Regions from separate parts of the Homo sapiens genome. Here region 1 is linked to region 2. A link is a loop called in an ENCODE intact Hi-C map of the cell type or tissue named here. Cell type or tissue: psoas muscle. All regions are shown on one strand.

What was found. Hi-C counts contacts between places; a loop is a spot of excess contacts. Peaks named below come from ENCODE experiments on the same cell type or tissue, not always from the same donor. Only the 100,000 strongest peaks of a DNase experiment are listed, where the experiment ranks them.
Region 1: a loop joins it to region 2, with 1.9 times the contacts of the local background. A loop is called at or near these places in 26 of 110 quality-filtered maps.

What each region holds. Positions count from the first base shown.
Region 1 is chr18:55,520,864-55,523,363 of GRCh38, reverse strand. The region is part of intron 3 of TCF4 (transcription factor 4); the gene reads left to right. Among named protein-coding and RNA genes, the nearest start is that of MIR4529, 43 kb to the right of the region's middle. In psoas muscle, CTCF peaks have their summits at 837 and 1,065; no DNase peak of the experiment used is centred here.
Region 2 is chr18:55,576,884-55,579,383 of GRCh38, reverse strand. The region is part of intron 3 of TCF4 (transcription factor 4); the gene reads left to right. Among named protein-coding and RNA genes, the nearest start is that of TCF4, 10 kb to the left of the region's middle. In psoas muscle, a CTCF peak has its summit at 1,405; no DNase peak of the experiment used is centred here; H3K4me3 peaks cover 1,952 bases; H3K27ac peaks cover 2,165 bases.

The DNA.
Region 1 (2,500 bases), 56 kb after region 2:
TATGGTTTTTCTGTTTTCTAATTTATTAATTCATTAAACATTTGTTATTCCTTTGTTTTCTTGGGTCAGTTTTATAGAAGTCATTTTCCTTAAATTGACTGTTGAGTTAAATTATTTCACTCTTATGTTCCAGATCATGAATTTGTATTGTGTAAAAATTTGGCTGCATTCCATAAGTTTTGTTGATAATGTAATATTCTCTGTGTTACTAGTTTCTGAAGTTATTTTGGCAGTTTTTTCCTTTTAATACAATAGCTAACTTGAACTCTCATTTAAATTTCAAAGAGATTATCAAGTTTAGCTTTTAAAATTTTCATAACTGTTTTCTAGTTTTATTAAAGTGTGGCCAGTAAAGAAACAGTGTATTTTCTGTGTCTTAAAATTTCTTATACTCTTAGTGTCCCAACAAATGATATTTTAGGAATTTCTCAGTATTTCAGATGAGATTTATTTTTATATTTGTAATAGTTGGAAATGTGGCTTATTTTCTGTAGTGTACATTTTAATTTGCTTTTCAGTTTTTAAAGTTTTTTCTTAACTAGATCTCTTTTGAACCTAGAAAGATGTGTTAAACACTCCCACAAAATAATACATGTTTCTCATGCATAAGCGATTCATGATGACTGTGTGTTTATGGTAGATATTTTCATCTTTGATCTTCAGTACTCCCTCTTTTATTATTATCTCTTTTTTTCCATGTATTATTGTAAGAGAACTTTTCAAGTTTGTCGTCTACATCAGTGACAATTTTTCTACAATTTTATGCAAATTTTAATTTTGTTAATGCATTTTTAGTTTTCTTACAATATTTCCTATTACATCCATCTGCTTTTACATCTCTTCACAAATCTTTTGTGTTGACACCTATTTTATAGAAATATTCTATTTTATATAACTGTCAAATGTGATGTTTTCTAGACTCCACTTGTATTTTTTATAGGGTGAAAATGTTTTTCAAAGTATAATTTCCCTCTGAATTATGAGTACATATTTCCCTATATTTTATTGTGCAGATTTTTTTCTCACTACACAGTTTTTAACATGTTAAACTTTAGGACGCTGCAAATCTGCCTTTCTTAATATATTCTGTGATGTTGAGGCTAACTACATATATTTTGTAAAGAGGTATGCTGGTCTCCATGTCAGCCTCTACCAATAGGAGGCGCTGGAGGGAGAGTAGAAGGCTAGAGGAGGAAGAACTTGGCCTTTCCTGTTCTTGTTATCATCACTCTGGTAACATCAGTCTTTTCCAGTTTTTAGTTTTGTCTACATTCCTAAAATTAACCTCCTTGGAGATAACAGCCCCAGTCTGCTGGTGTCTCTTCCTCATCACGTCTCTCTGAGCTTACAGGCTCTGGAAACCCAACCGCTTCCCTGTTTCCCCAGCCGTGGGGATGGTAGCTGTTTCCATCCGACTGTTCATGGGTGCTTCTTCTCAAGTCTAAAGCCAGAGGACTGTAAATGTATGTTGTTTAAGCCACACATCCAACCATACTGGTTCAGGAAGGCAGCGGTCTTCCAGTAGTTAGTTAGCTTTCTAAAAACTCCCTTTAAAAATGAGACTTTAGAAAGAGGATGACAAATCCTGAGGACTCGTGTCTTAAGCAAATTTTCTGTCTAGATATTTATTATAAACCTAATTGCATCTGATAAGTGCTGTGTATGTCATACTCTATCAAAGGTAAAAGGGTTATTAAAGTAACCTGCACTTTTTAGAGCAATGGTGGATGGCCTTGCAGAAGGCACATGGCCTTTATCAGTCAACTCACTGTGGGGAAGCTGGAGAAATAAAGTTCAGGTGAGAGTAAGCCGACAGTTCTGGTGTGATTTTCTTGGGAGGATAACGTATAATGTAGGTAGCAAACACATGGGAGAAAGAAGGTTTTGCATTATGAGATTTGACTTAATGTGTACAGTTTGCTTTTGGTGTTGTAAAGCAGTAAAGAGGCTTATTGACATCTCTATTGAAGGTCATTGCAGTGCATGAAATGTAAATCAAAGTGTTATTCTTTATTAGAAGCTAGAAGATAACATTTACATAACATGCTTTTAAGGTAATGAGTTAAGTTCATTATTTTTTATTACTATAACTGTTTGAAGAAAGTTATTTTCATGCTAAAAATACTCCTACTTGAATCCGATTTGTCATAATTTTTGCATGATGTATAATCTATTGTTAGGAAACGATAATTCCATTTATTTTTGTTTCTGGGGGAAAATTGTTAGACAGCTGTTTCAGTCTTTCCAAATAAACTCGCTTCCAGAATTCCTAGTAAGTAGCAATGCTGGTTGATAGGAATGTCACCATTTTTCTGACCCCCCTCAGCCTTATCACAAAGACATAGTGCAGAAGCCATATAAGAAATTTGAGAAAAGGAAAAGATACCAAGGCCTAGGTATTTCACAAACTGGATAATTAGACTCTGAATTGCGACGAATAGGCTGAAAGAAAAAAATGTCACAAGCCTATAGTGGCTTAAGGAACACTGATTTCACAGTG
Region 2 (2,500 bases):
AAAATGTAAAATACATTACAGATTTTTTAAAAGGTTATTTTTGTTACTGGTTTCTTATTACTCTGGGTAAAATTTTCACAACTGACCACCAGGTTTATTAGCTTATATGTGAGCTACCCATTTTGTACATTCGTGAGCCAATTGACTAGGAATAAGGTATGCACATGGGTTTTATGTGGATACTTTTGACCCATATCTCTCTTAATACTTAGGAGAGAGATATAAGAGAAATAATAATTTAATCTTTGGAGAAGATTAACACTTTGTTATAAGTTATATATAGGTAAATATATATATATATATTTATATTAGACTTGCAGGAATAGTGAAAATGTTGAAAAGGTTGTCATGTTTACTTTCATTTCAAAGATAAAGGCCCAGTTAATCAGCATATCAAATACCCAGGTGTGTTTAAAATCAGTTTATGTGGGTGAATTTCAGGGCTGTAAGAAAGTATTTTATTTAAAGGTGCAGCCACACGATTGATTGTTCAAATGGGTGCTTTTGTACTTTTGTGTGACAATTAACATTTAATGAATGACTTTCTGGACTGGCATTGGTGGTAATTACTATATGTAGTTTATTAACTGCAATCCATTGTTGGATGTGCCTTTATTGATTTGTTTTGCAAACACCCCTTCACATGTGCGGCAGTATTTGTGCAGCCGTATTTGTACGTTACTTTTTAAAGAACCTGTTTCACTTGCTGATGCTGACATTGCCTCTAAAAATGTTAGTTTATAAATTCTCATGTGCCAGAATGTCTCTTTGATCCAAGTAATTTTAGCTGAAATACAAAATCCGTCAACTTTTCTGCTATAAAAAGTTTGCATTCAAATCCTCAGGGAATCCCAAAGTAATGACACAATATTGTTTTTCAAGTAAATAATTTATGGAAATTTACATTTATAAGAGACTTTAGAGATGCTCTATTTTTTAGGTAAGGAGCCAAGGTTCGGGAGGGTTAAAAGTCTTTTGCCCAAATCATGCAGTTGGTTATTGGCTGTAATAGGACACAAATACACATGTCCTGACCCTCTGGTCAAAGACCTCATGCTGCTTTTAATTAAGGCTTGGACTCAATTCGATGGTACCAACTGTATATTTCTTAAGAAGGGAAAAATGTGTATAATCTACCATTTCTGAAAAAATTATTAAAAATTGAGATTGTGAAAGATGGACGTTGTAATCCAGCCCACTTGTCATCACGTGTTCTAATTTGGCCAAGGCAGTTGACAAATAACTGTTAAAATGTATTGTGTTATTAAAAATAACAAAGTAAGACCCATGATTAAATATCAGGGCTGTAATTTAATCTTGGGGGATCTGGTGCTGTTCATAAACCATTTGGCTTTTTTCTGTAACGGATGACGTCAAAATCCAGCTTGATTGAATTATGACCCTGGGTTACAGCAGCACCTGCTGGTGCCTTTTTACTTCATGGCCTGTCAGCATTTCCATTACAAACTTTTTTCTCTGACATTTTAAACTTCAAATAGTTAAACTGGACTGATGGTTGGCATATAAACTTTCTGCTCCTTGGGAAAAGACCACTTGCTCAATAAAAACAGAGAAGGTGGTGACAAAGCCCCATTACAGGATACCCCTTAGAATGTTCTGCTTTGCTTTAATCTTCCATTCATTTAAACATTCTTTTGGGGGGTACTTAGCTGAATTGCAAGGCATCCAAATGGAAGGTTTTTAATCTCAAATTTCCCATGTGAAGACTTAAGTATGGGGTGTTTACAGGACTGGTAAAGTGCAAAAAGACCTAGCATCTATGCAGGTTATTGAAACTCTGGACAATCCAGTTTTCATACAGTGTGTAAAATGCTGAGGAGCAAGCCATGAAAAACATGCAAATTGGCATACCTTGTCAGTAATTGCTTTTATATTCACTTAAGATGAGTAAAAATTGATAATGATTATGGTTAGAAAAGTATCTTTATTTATATTTATATCTGGAGACTGGTAGCATAGCTTCAGTTTGTCCCCTTGGGTTTTAATATGTTGGGAATGGAGATGGGATGTTGTTTGCATCTAGCTAGTCAGCTTTTCATCTATCTAGTCTAATTCTGATTGATGGATCATCATATATATATATGTATATATACACATATATGTATAAATATGTATATACATATATAAATATATAAACGTATATATACATTTATATAAATATATAAATGTATATATACATTTATAAATATATAAATGTATATATACATATATAAATATATAAATGTATATATAAATATATAAATGTATATATACATATATAAATATATAAATGTATATATAATATATATATATATTTAGTACCTGCTATTCTCATATCTCCATGTTAGCAATTAGAGGACATAGAGGGCTTTATGGAAGAGAGAACCTTCTCTCAGAGGGCATATATTCTAACACAGGGGTGTCCAATATTTTGGCTTCCCTGGGCTACACTGGAAGAAGAAGAATCATCTTGGGCCACACATAAAATACACTAACGATA